Linked DNA regions of Homo sapiens: region 2 is linked to region 1. The links are chromatin contacts, found by Hi-C or POLR2A ChIA-PET in ENCODE. All regions are on one chromosome and are shown on one strand. Each heading gives the region's core, a stretch centred on a gene start or an enhancer-like site at or near the end of the contact. The rest is flanking DNA. Distances are from core to core; before and after follow the strand shown. Region 1 holds the start of ST13 (ST13 Hsp70 interacting protein). Region 2 holds the start of TEF (TEF transcription factor, PAR bZIP family member).

Region 1 (6,471 bases), core at 2,822-5,321:
ATTTCTTATAAGCACCATTCAAACGAAGAAAATGTGCCTACTTTTTCCATTATGTTTAATATGATAGAAGAAAATGTTACACAGTACCCTTAATATGGAATAGCTCCCATGTCAAACATAAAGATTATATGATCCAAAACATCCTAATCTGCAATTCAGCAAAGTAAAATGATTTAATGATAAGGAACAGGCATATAGACACCACAAAATTCTTTTCTATGGAAACACTACTTTGCAAAAGAGCACAGTAATCACCAGTCCTTTGTAGTTAAATTTTAATGAAGACACAGGGTTTCTTACACTGTGTTCTTCCTAAGTTTCAAAATGCAGCGTCAGGAATGTATTTAGAGTGACATCCAGACATAGTATAACTTACAGTACACTAACTTTGGGAAGTGATATTCCTGCCAAGAAATGTATTAAGCTAAATCCAATCCTAAGGGAAGGCCAGACAAACCCAAATTGAAAGTCTATAAAATAACTTGCCAATAACATTCAAACTGTTAAGATCATGAAAGTCAAGGAAAGACTGAGGAACTGTTTCAGAATGGAGACTACGTGACATGGCAACTAAATGCAACACATAAATCTGAGGATTAGATAGCATAAATGCATCAGCATTAGTTTCCTAAGTTTAGTATTTGCATTGTAAAGACTTTGTAGGAAGTACACACTCACTGGTGTTGGGGTATAATGTTGGCAGCTTACTCTCAACTAGTTCAGAAAAAATTCCTTTGTACCATACCTGCAATTTTTCTGAGCTAGAAATTGTTGCAAAAAAAATAAAAACTTTAAAAAAAAAAGAGGATTTACTCATAAGCTAGATTTAGTTTCTCCCATCCCAAATTCTAGTTAACTAATGGAAGAAAACACCAACTCATAGGTACGAAATTTCAATTAATGCTTCCAAGGCTTAGAACAAGCTACTTTCTGGCCAAAAACTGCCACTTAGACTTTGGCACTACAGGCTTTTTTATGTTACACAATCAAGTAGGACCAGTGTAGAGACTTTTCTCACATAGGACCACATAAAACTTCATTCACATTTCTCTTAATTTGATAACCTTCTAATCTGCTTTGTGCTATGGTTATTTGTACACATGTACAAAAAATTGGTTGCTACACTCTAAATTCTATATTGAGGGTAGAAATGCATTCTGTTCATTTCCTTTACAACATTTAGGAAAAGCCATGTGCCACGTACTGTACTAGGGAGTAGAAAACAAAGACACTCTCTTCGATCTTAATTACCATCAAGTAAAGCCATGAAACCACATACAAGATACTAAATTGTTAAACGGGAGAAAATAGAGTGGGAGAATGCTTCTGTCTCTAAAAAGGGAAAAACAAAAATATCTCAAAACACAGTTCTTGAAAAGAACAGTCTCCTGGATCCTCACTGACAACTAGTTCAGAAAGACTTTTAGTATTTCTCTTTGTGCAATTTAAAAGGTTAAACTAATAAATCCTTATATCAAATAAAACTAAGCTATAAACAATGCTAGCAATTATAGCAAATAGGCAGATGTACTGTTCTTCAACAGCTAAGCCTGTGAGAAACACATGTTTTCAACTTGAGTAACCCTAACAGTAGCATCAGGCCTAGGAAGACGTCTGGACCTAGAAGTCTCCACATTCAGCCCCATCTGCCACAATCTCGAACTGCAGACTGATGAAGGCAGAGAGAGAAACTGACACAAACGCAAAGGCCTCAGAGTTTATAAAAATCTTAGTTTAAATACAGAAATAAAGAGAAAAAGCTTCTATATTAAATATCTCAATTTAAGTTCAGAATAAAGTCCCTACATATGCCATGATGCTTCACCCCATACTTCAGCCAACTCAGGATGGCTAAAGAATGTAAGTGGAATCAGAAAGAAAAACTGGAATTACCTATGTTAAAATAAGGTATATGACTATTTCTTGTTTTTGTTTGGGAGATAGTAGTGCCTGACAAATATTTTGCAAACCTTAAAGTGGAATTCTCTACATAGGCACAATCACTCCAGCACAAGTCAGGAGGACACTGTTCTTACACATGCTTTTAATTTGTTCTTCTGTGTCTCCTCTTCCTCACTAGTAAGAATGAAACAAAAACATTGTATCCACTTAATGTAAAGTGGAGCCAGCTCTTGGAGCCGGCTATTTTCTTCCTGTGATACTTGTCTACGTTACCTGGAATTTTAGAAAGAATTTATTAACTGCAGGTTCTTTCCTATAATTAGGATAAAAGCATACAAATATCTTAAGGCTTTTGGATCATCAAGCTGTTCAATAGAGAAAACGACTAAAACCTAGCCCTCAATTCCTAATCCTGACATTTCCCGGTTGAGGAGTTTGCAAAATAGACTTCTTACCAATATTCATAAAGTTACTATTAACATAGTAATATTAAATGGTCTCAGAATTTCACATATAAGTAAGTCTTCCAGTAGTTAGACAATTGGTGGGGAGCTAAAAATTGAAAAACTTCTTAGAGGAAAAAAATACAACATACAACGCTGACAGATTGTAACGAGTTTTTTCCTTAGAACCAGATTGTTGTTAAGAAATATTCTTTGAGCTATTTGGTAATCATGAGCTCATCTTCCCACACAAAAATATCACGCTGGGTGAAGTGGCTCACGCCTGTAATACCACCACTTTGGGAGGCGGGGGAGTCCCTTGAGGCCAGGAGTTCAAGACAAGCCTGGGCAACTTAATGGGACCCCCATCTCTACAAAAAAATTAAATTAGCCAAGTATGGTGGCTCGATCCCGCACTGCTAGCCACCTGGGAGACTGATGCAGGAGGATCGCTTGTGCCCAGGAATTGGAGGCTGCAGTGATCCCGCCACTGTATGCGGCCTGGACAATACAGCCAAACCCTGTCTCTAAAAGACAAAAGTCACTAAACACATAACGTTCACAGCAGCACCTCTTAGGAGTCGCAATGGTCTGCATAGTTGCTATTTATCCCTGTTTAGTGCAATTTGTATGTCATCTTTTCAGTTCCCCATTAGTAATAATTTTTTAAAAAGTCATCTTAGGGAAGACTTCCCTGTCACTTTTTCTCTTCGGTGCTCCTTCAACACATAAAATGCTAATTACTATTATATAGTAAATATCAAAACGAACTTTTCTATTTATTCGTCTAAATAGACAGTACTTATACTGTTTCCTAGCACCAGGCACAATGCCTTGTCAATTAACTCCTTGCACGTAGCGAAGTACTCTACAGTTAAAGACAACAAGATTATATCCTGGAAACATGCCAGGCCTTAAGAAATTATTTTTCTCAGACGTGTTTGGAGTGATAACACTGCCAAGTAACGGAGGTATAATAAGTGATTCTCAAGATAATTAATCCTACGCAGCTACAAACGCTGTAAGGTAAAAACAATCATTTTTACAGTTATCATTTTTATTCTTACTAGTTTTGTAACTTTTAACTTACTAGTGTTATATTATTATAACACGACGTAAAGGAATAGTGCGTAAAGGAACTGCTATGTACCAATGAGACCTGAGCAGGGCACACAAGACTGAAAGAAAAACAACCCCACGCAAAATCTAAGTCTTGCAGTTTTCACTCCTCGCGTCTCCAGTGTCCACGCATCCGCAGTCCTGTTTTTGTATTTCGCCCAAGATACACCCCTGGGCAACCTCAGGGTGCGAGGAACCCAGCTCTGCCTCCTGCTCCCCGCGGCTCCTGTACTACCCAAGGCTCGCGATCTTCCATGACCCCTCGAAGTTGCCTCCCTTTCCCGGGCAAAGAAGGGGCAGCGACCCCGCCTCGCCCGCCGGACCGAGCCAGGTCCAGCCTGGCTCCCCCCTGGGGCCGTGCTTCCCCCGCCCCCAACGGTCCTCAGGCCTGGGTCTCACCTCTCCACCCACTCCCTCAGGAAGCGCATTTCCTCGGTGTGCAGAACGCTCGGATCCTGCTTACACATTTTCACAAAGGCCCGAAGCTCGTTCACTTTGCGGGGGTCCATGGTAGGGAGGTGGTGGGCGAAACTGGGGGGGCTACGGCCCGGTTCCAGGCCCAGGCGCTGGCTCGGCGTGACCGCGCAGAAGGGGGCGGCTGCCGCAAGACAGAACAGACTAGAACCTCCCCGGCCGCTGGCTCCTCCCACCCAACGGTCTCGTGACCTCGGGTCCTCCGCCTGCTCATTCCTACTCCCTCTGCGCTGCTCCTGCGCGCTCCCTAGAATCTTCTAGAAGCGTGGCTGTTCGTGCTGTTGCCTGCCTCCCTGCGCATACATTCTCATATTCTTAACTAGGAACCAGCTCCCTGGATGGGGCAACCCCAGAAATGGGCGACTTCAAGGAGGCGGGAGATAACATCCCCTCCAGGGGGCGACGTCCAAGAGCATATTGTGTGGCTGCGTGCACTGAGTAGAGCTCAACGCCCGGGACCTAAAAAAAAAAAAAAAAAAGGGCGTGGAGCCGGAGGGTCGGTCCCAGCTCGGGGCATGACGTCACAACCTGCGCCGCCGCGCAAGGAAGGCCCGCGAGCCGCCTCCGCCGGAAGGGGAGGTGCGGCTGGCCCGGTTTCCTGGCGACGCGGCCCTGCAGGCGGTTGCGTTCCCCGTCGTTACCCTCTTTCTCTTCCCGACGCGTGAGTTAGGCCGTAATGCCTTGGCTGCTCTCAGCCCCCAAGCTGGTTCCCGCTGTAGCAAACGTCCGCGGCCTCTCAGGTTAGACTCTTCTCCCACGGTCTCCTCCCATGGTGTCCCCTGGAGGGACCCAAGTTGGTCTCAGGCGATCCCTGGTTCGGCTGACCCTTCTCCTGGTGGGGCCTCCGCTCCCCAACCCTCTGTGCTCCGCGGATTTCTTCTATACCGGCTGCTCCTGGAAAGGGGTGGGCCCAGTGTGTTCTCTACCGTTGAGGTATTTTGTGAAGCCGAAATGACTGCAGAGAGAAAAGTGTGCCATCCCCCAGAGGGGCTGTCTTCCAAGTTACTCGGACTCCGAAGTTGTGGCAATTATCACACTTAAGTGACAAAGTGTCTCACATCAAGTAGCTCTTGTTTCTGTTAGGCGTGAGAGCTTGCTCCAGAATATACACGAAGCATGTTTAGTAACAAATTCTTTCAGCAGCTCCTCTTAGGAGAGGTAACTGTTTCGAAATACTTCTGGGGCGTTCTGTGTCTGAAAGTCCTGTTTGCAAAGACAAGACGAAGGATAAGGAGAATAATTTTTTGTAGGGTGTCCTCTATTGCGAGCAATTAATCTGATGAACATAAAGCTTAATCAGTGAAAACTGAATCACCTTCCTTGCAGGCGGATCTGCCATTGGATCGTATTTCAGTTTTTTGGGTCAATATATGAACAATGTGTGAACCAGAACGTATGGTATTTGACATCAAAGCTATGTCTTGGCATATGTTTATGTTGATATACTTGAATTCATTTAAAATGGAATGTTAATTACATCGACTTCTTACTATAAAAAATAAAAAGTTATTGTCCAGTGCACAGAACTTGTTCTTCAGTTCTCATAGTAAAGCTGCAGAAAGACAACTCTCCGTGGGATTAGGTGAAAAGAAAGATGTGCAATTTTTCAGTCTTTTTTTGAGACAGGCTCTCATTCTGTTGCTCAGACTGGAGTGCAGTGGCAATCTCTGCTCATTTGCAACCTCTGCCTCCTGAGTTCAAGCAATTCTCGTGCCTCAGCCTCCCGAGGTAGCTGGGATTATAGGCGTGTGCCACCACGCCTGGCTAATTTTTGTAATTGTAGTAGAAACCAGGTTTTGCCACGTTGGCCAAGCTGATCTCGAACTCCTGGCCTCAAGCGATCCACCCTCCTCTCTGAGCCACCGCCCCAGGCCTGGAATTTGCTTTTATTTGAAAGGCTCTCCCCAGCCTGACTAAAGGAGCCATACTACCAGAAGGAACACTTGCAAAGGCACAGAACTCTAAAACGGAGTGGCCAGCACTAAGCGTTGCAATCGTTTAGTATGGCTGGAGAAGCTTTTTTTTTTTTTTTTTTTTTTTTGAGACAGAGTCTTGCTCTTGTCGCCCAGGCTGGAGTGCAGTGGCGCGATCTCTTGCCTTACTGCAACCTCCACCTCCCGAGTTCAAGCGATTCTCCTGTCTCAGCCTCCCGAGTAGCTGGGATTACAGGCGCCCGCCACCACGCCTGGCTAATTTATGTGTTTTTAGTAGAGATGGGGTTTCACCATCTTGGCCAGGCTGGTTTTGAACCCCTGACCTCGTGATCCACCCGCCTCGGCCTCCCAAAGTGCTGGGATTACAGGCGTGAGCCACCGCGCCCGGCTTAGGAAAAGATTTTTTGAAAGATGTTCTCAAACAAAATAGTAGGCATTACACGAAAATGATTCTGTGATCAAATACTTTTGGGGAATGCTGCCTTTCATAATGTACATAATAGTTTAATTCTTTTTTTGGAGATGGGGTCTTGCCATGTTGCCCAAAGTAAACTTGAACTCTCACCTCAGCTTCTCAAAGTGTTGCGATTATAAGTGTG
Region 2 (6,471 bases), core at 2,607-5,106, 530 kb after region 1:
ACTATATAGGTATGATTCTAAGCCATCAAGTCTCCTCATGGCCAAACTAGCAGGTTTTTTAAAAAGCTTCCTTAGCTTCCTTTTTTTTTTTTTTTTTTTTTGAGACAGAGTCTCATTCTGTCCCACAGGCTGGAGTGCAGTGGCACGATCTCGGCTCACTGCAACCTCCGCCTCCCACGTTCAAGCAATTCTCCTGCCTCAGCCTCCCGAGTAGCTGGGATTACAGGCACTCGCCACCACGCCCAGCTAACTTTTGCCTTTTTTTTTTTTTTTTTTTTGAGAGGGAGTCTCGCTCTGTCGCTCAGGCTGGAGTGCAGTGGCGTGATCTCGGCTCACTGCAAGCTCCGCCTCCCGGGTTCACGCCATTCTCCTGCTTCAACCTCCCGAGTTGCTGGGACTACAGGTGCCCGCCACCACACCCAGCTAATTTTTTGTATTTTTTAGTAGAGACAGGGTTTCACTGTCAGCCAGTATGGTCTCGATCTCCTGATCTTGTGATCCTCCCGGCTCGGCCTCCCAAAGTGCTGGGATTACAGGCGTGAGCCACTGTGCCCGGCTATATTCTTAATAGAGACAGGGTTTCACCACGTTGGCCAGGCTGGTCTCGAACTCCTGACCTCAGGTGATCCGCCTGCCTCAGCCTCCCAAAGTGCTGGGATTACATGGGTGAGCCACCACGCCCAGCCCTGTATTGGTTTAATCAGTTTCCTTGGAATGTCCTTTGTCTAGGTTAGCTTCCCCTAAAGGTGTTTAAGTTTCGCCACACACAGAATTCTCACTAACAATTCTACAACACAACAAATTTTCTGTACACAATTAACTATTTTCACTACAGAGAGTGACACAGGCACCACACTAACCTCTGGGATAATGGATATGCCAACCAGTTTTAGTAAAATTATGAAAACTAAATTTGTTGAAGGTTTGCAACTGTGCGCCTACGCAAATTGGCTCACAGAAACCCCGTAAGGTAGGCCAGGCGCGGTGGCTCACGCCTGTAATCCCAGCACTTTGGGAGACGCGGGTGGATCACCTGAGGTCAGGAGTTCGAGACCAGCCTGGCCAATGTGGTAAAACCCCGTCTCTATAGAAAATACAAAAAATTAGGCGGGCACGGTGGCGGGCTCCTGTAGTCCCAGCTACTCCGGAGGCTGAGGCAGGAGAATGGCGGGAAGCCGGGAGGCAGCGCTTGCAGTGAACCGAGATCCCGCCATTTGCACTCCAGCCTGGGCTACAGAGTGAGACTCTGTCTCGGAAAAAAGAAAAAAAAAATTAGCCGTACGTGGTGGTGCACGCCTGCAATCCCAGCTACTCAGGAGGCTGAGGCAGGAGAATCGCTTGAACTCAGGAGGCAGAGGTTGCAGTGAGCCGAGATCCCGCCATTGCACTCCAGCCTGGGCAACAAGGGCAAAACTCCGTCTCAAAAACAAAAAACAAAAAACAAAAACACCATAAGGTAGAGCCTGCCCTAACTCCATTTGGCATAAAAGGAAAAAACGCTGGGTGCGGTGGCTCACGCCTGTAATCCCAGCACTTTGGGATGCCGAGGCGGGTGGATCACCGGAGGTCAGGAGTTCGAGACCAGCCTGACCAACATGGAGAAACCCCGTCTCTACCAAAAATACAAAATTAACCCCGTCTCTACTAAAAATACAAAATTAGCCGGGCGTGGTGACGCATGCCTGTAATCCCAGCTATTCGGGAAGCTGAGGCAGGAGAATCGCTTGAACCTGGGAGGCGGAGGTTGCGGTGAGCCGAGATCGCGCCATTGCACTCCAGCCTGGGCAACAACAGCAAAACTCCGTCTCAAAAAAAAAAAAAAGAAAAAAAGAAAAGAAAAGAAAAGAAAATAAAAAGAAAAGGAGGCCTGAAAAGGTAAAGCAATCGAGGCATCAGATTCAGAAAATGACTGAGGTTCAATTACAGTGGCAGTGAGAGCTTGAATTTTGGAATCAGACCTATCATCCTGTCTCTACCACCACCCAAAGTCCTTCAAATCTCTTGCTTTCCAGGCCTGGTCAGCTACCCAACTTCTTTTTCCTCCTTACCCCGCCGCAAAATTATTTTTATTTATTTATTTTTTTGACATGGAGTCTCCCTCTGTCGCCCAGGCTTGACTGCAGTGGCGCGATCTCGGCTCCCTGAAACCTCCACCTCCCAGGTTCAAACCGATTCTCGTGCCTCAGCTTCCCCAGTACCTGGGATTACAGGCGCCAGCCACCATGCCCGTCTAATTATTTCTGTACTTACAGTAGTGTCGGAGTTTCGCCCTGTTGGCCAGGCTGGTCTCGAACTCCTGACCTCAGGTGATCCGCCACCTCTGCCTCCCAAAGTGCCGGGATTACAGGCGTGAGTCACCAAGCCCAGCCCCAGCAAAATTCTGATTGCATCAGCTTGATAACTTTTAGCTGGCTGTGGGTGTCTGGATCATGCATCTACCCCCTGAACCAAGGACTATCACTATACCACCCCCCCAACCCCTCCTGCTAGAAGGGCTGGGCCACTGTAGGGATGCTGGATAAACAAGCCAAGCTCTCTGCCTTCCGGGAGTTAAGCGGGGAGTCTAATGTTGCCTGGGTTTGCAGCGGAGTCTGATCTGTACTATAAAGAGGTACAAAGTTCTGAGCGCTGTTTAGGAGCAGCTTTCCATTTGTGTACCGCGCCACATATTACATTTTTACGGATTTCTGCGGAACTCCCGGGGAGGCTTTATATTTTAAGAGAGGAGGTGGTTCTCCCACAAAACGTGGCATCGGTACCTGGTGTCAAGGAGGTTTTTGTTTTCTAGGTAAAAGAAGGGAGAGTTCTAGAAAGGAAAAGAATTTCACATCTGTTTGGGACTGTGGAGATTCTCTAGCCCAACCTCTTAATTTTATGGCCGAGGAAACAAGCTCCAGTGAAGCAACCGGACTTTCCCAAGGTCATAAGCTAGTAAGTGGGAGGGCGGAAACATGTACTCGGGCCCTGGCTCAGGTCAGAGCTTCAGGAATGCTCCCTCCACGCTAGTGTTGATCTGGATGCGTGGGCAACCCGACACCCCGCTCTAGGGCGGCCAAGCCTGCTCAGGCCATCCCTACGACTTGGCAGGTCGCGGTCCCCGGCCCTGCCCTCAGGCGACCTCTGGGTCGCGTGGGAGCAGAAGTGCGGGCTAAGCTCAGCGTCCCTGCCCCGCGACCCTGGGCAGAGTCCCCAGAACAAAAAGACCCGTCCCTCCCTTCCCCTCCCGCCCCGCCACAGCCCCGCACGTGCGGCGCCTCGTGCACCGCCCCGGGCCCCGCCCCCGCCCTCCATTGGCTGTTCCCGCGCCTTCCTCCTCTGCCCCCTCCCCCCGCGACCAGACTCGGCTGCGGCTCCACGTGACCCGCGGGGGGTGGACACGCCGCGCGAGCAGGAGCTCGGATAGGTCGCTTTGGCCGGCCTGGCCGCTCCGAGCTCCGCCCCTCTTCGGTGGCGCGTCGGGAAGGTTGCAAGTCGGGGACAAGAGGGAGAGGCTGCGGTGGTTGGGGAGGGCGGGGGTTATGAAGAGGGCGGTGAAGGGGGAACACTGGTAGGAGGGAAGGGACCGCGCCGAGGAAGGCCCACCACAAAGACTCCAGCAGGCGCCAATCAGGGGACACAGGGGCGGCGGGGCGGGGCCTCCGCGAGGGTCCTCACCTGGCCCCGCACGTGTCTATCTTATCCCGGCTGCCCGACCAATCACGGCCCGAGGATCTGCGCCTGCCCCTCTCGCAGGCTGGACCAATCCAGAGCAACGATCCGGGGAAGCTGGCCTGGCCTCATGAATAATTAATGTGCCAGAGCCGGTCCGCAGGCGGGGTAGCGATGGAAGGAGGCGGGGGCGCCATTGGGCGCCTGCGCAGTAGCTGCCCGTGTCGGCAGCTGCAGCGGGTCGCACGGCTCCGGCCCATCTCGGGGGGCGGGCGGGGGAGGCGAGGTGCGCGAGCCGAGTCCGGGGCACGATGTCCGACGCGGGCGGCGGAAAGAAGCCGCCTGTGGACCCGCAGGCAGGACCCGGTCCGGGGCCGGGGCGCGCAGCTGGGGAAAGGGGCCTGTCGGGGTCCTTCCCCCTGGTCCTGAAGAAGCTGATGGAGAACCCCCCGCGCGAGGCGCGCCTCGGTGAGGGCGGGGGGGTGGTCCGCGCGGGCTGGGGGCGGGGCTTATACAGGGGCGGGGCCTCGTGAGGGCGGGGCCGGGGAGGCAGTGGGTCAGGGAGCAGTGGTCCAGCGGAGGGGGATGGGGCCTGGATGACCAGGAGCCTGGAGGACGAGGCCGGGGGGCTGAGGACAGAGGGTCAGGGGCGGGCTGAGACGGTGGGTCTGGCGGGAGAGGGTGGGGAGAGGTTTTGAGGAGGCGGAAGGGGATCGGGAGCAGTCACTTAAATGACGCTCCAGGGCCCCTCCCCCGGGGCCACCTGCATCGGAGTCACTCGGGATGCCTGTTTAAATTGCTGGTTCCTGCGCCCCACCCAATCTGCGGTCACTGGGACAGGGGTCTTGCATTTTAAGGAGCACCCCACCGCACCCCCATTATTTTCCAAGTACACCAAAGTTTAGGAAGCGCAGGCCTAGGGTAGCGAACTGTCATCGTACGTGGCCTTACCCCTCCCGGAGGGACCTGGCTTCCTCCCTGGGTGTGAGTAGCGCCAGCTACTAGGTCCAACGGGAGCCTTTCTGTTGCGGGGCTTCTGCTGAGCGGGTGGGGGGGGTGTGGGCGAGTAGTGTGAGGCGCCTTGGGAGGGGAGTTTTGGGCCAAGCAGAGAAACGATGAGGGTCAGATGAGTCCACTGAGGCCCTTCGCCTGGTTGGTTGGGGCTGACCCTTAGATTCTGGGGCCACGGCGGCAGGACTGAGCTTCATCTTTTTGCCTAGGCCAGGAACGTCACTGGGGCGTATACGGAAAGCAGGTCTGGCCTTGTTTTTCGCCCTGGGAGATGGGGTGCAGGGAGCAGCAGGAGGGCCGCCTGTGGTGGGGTTGTGGGTGCACTGAGGTATACTTTGAGTGTGAGACCTTTGCATTTCCAAGAGCCATCAGTTATTCAGGGTTTGGGAAAGGGATAGGCCTTCGAGAGTTGTCTGGCCTGGGGAATGGATTTTCCTTTTTAAAATGCCATTTCTCTTCCTTTCCTGGGTGTATGCTGAGGCTCCCATCCCTGTGGCTGTCACTGTTGAGTTATAAATAGCTTCAGCACATCAGGTGAGGCCAGCCTCTCTCCTCCTGCTTTGGGACCTCATGTGCACAAACCCTTTTGTTTGTTTTTGAGACGGTGCTTTGTTCCAAATCTGGGGCTGAGACAAGCTGCAGGGACAGGTGTACACATCTGACAGTTTCTTGTTTGAAATTACCAGGTAATAACCATCCATAACAAGAATTCTACCCGATATTCGTAGAGTGCTCGCAAAGCACGCTGACATCATCTTATTTCATTAACAGTCCTAGAGGGTATTCTCCCCTCTTCCCAGATGAGGAAAATTGAGGCTCAGGGAGGTGAGGGTGCTTCCTCAAGGTCACACAGCTATAACTTTTGACCCTCAGTTTGGTGCTCTTTCTACTGTATCATGCTGGCAGCCACTGTTGCATGACCTGAGTGATGGACTAGTCCTTTATCTCTTACAATTTAAAATTCCACCTTACAAAAACACTGATTTAAAGTATCCTTTATTGCTTAGGCCAGGCAAAACCTGGAACTTATTGTTGCCTGTCTTTCACTATGGCTGCTTTTCTATCTCCTGCCTTCTCCTGCCTCCTTTGATCCCAAATGACCCCACCCGACATGGGTCACAGTCATTTCTGAACAGAGTGAGGAGTCCAGATCTCAAGGGAGGAGAGCAGGAAGGCCATCTGGCCCACCCAGCCCACCAAGGCTTGACTTTCTTACTTCTCAGTTGGTTTTAAACCAAAGCCTGGTATAGAAAGCAGTTGCAGGAATTCAGATTAATTTGTATTAGAAAGCCATGACCAAGTTGTTTGTCAAAACCTCCACCTTCTTAACTCACTGGGTGTGTTCATTTTTATTGGACCAACAAGCTGCTATTTGGTCTGGGAGTCCATGTGTGGCTGGTTTATTTCCAACTTAATCATATTTGATTTCTCCTTTTCACTTATAAATCCAGAGTTCAAAATTGTCTCCCTCAATTTTGAAAACCCATCATGAGCTTGTCATGATTTTATCTCCCACTTCCCTGATTAGCCTCCCTGTCACTTTGATTTCCTTCCAACCTTGTCACATTGCTCTCTTCTCTTTTTTTAATTGCCCTCTCTTGGATATCCACATGTGTAACTTTGTGACTGAGACAATTGGGTAGATCCAGTCCCCACTAATTGATTAGTTTTCCTTTGAATAGGAGCAGTCTTTCTTCTTCAACTCCACCCCTCTCCTTCCTCCCAGAAAACCTGCCTTCAGTCTTTTCTGCTTATTCAGGAATAAAGGTCTCTTGAAATGGTTGCTCTGAAAAGGGTCCTGAAAAGACAGCT

Evidence for each region. A loop is a pair of places that touch in the nucleus more often than their neighbours do. ChIA-PET counts read pairs that join two places held with the same protein, here RNA polymerase II (POLR2A). Pooled maps may share reads with other maps.
Region 2: a map of CD8-positive, alpha-beta T cell shows a loop between it and region 1 (28-fold over the local background). The contact joins the promoter of TEF here to the promoter of ST13 in region 1. A Hi-C loop is called at or near these places in 6 of 168 maps with a recorded cell type or tissue (B cell, CD4-positive, alpha-beta T cell, CD8-positive, alpha-beta T cell and 1 more), 6 of 37 single-sample maps with no recorded cell type and 17 of 50 pooled maps. POLR2A ChIA-PET finds 5 or more read pairs at or near these places in 10 of 52 experiments (A549, AG04450, B cell and 7 more).

What each region holds. Positions count from the first base shown.
Region 1 is chr22:40,852,568-40,859,038 of GRCh38, forward strand. It overlaps ST13 (ST13 Hsp70 interacting protein), which reads right to left and starts at 4,072. Exons shown (of 12, transcript NM_003932.5): 1 at 3,864-4,072. The coding sequence starts at 3,973. XPNPEP3 (X-prolyl aminopeptidase 3) reads left to right here and starts at 4,581. Exons shown (of 10, transcript NM_022098.4): 1 at 4,581-4,678. The coding sequence starts at 4,615. RefSeq lists enhancers at 3,800-4,569, 4,197-4,416, 4,427-4,886.
Region 2 is chr22:41,378,086-41,384,556 of GRCh38, forward strand. It overlaps TEF (TEF transcription factor, PAR bZIP family member), which reads left to right and starts at 3,857. Exons shown (of 4, transcript NM_003216.4): 1 at 3,857-4,116. The coding sequence starts at 3,960. LOC105373042 (a long non-coding RNA gene) reads right to left here and starts at 3,826. Exons shown (of 3, transcript XR_938271.3): 1 at 3,655-3,826. RefSeq lists silencers at 3,076-3,675, 3,706-4,405 and enhancers at 3,540-3,834, 4,616-4,695.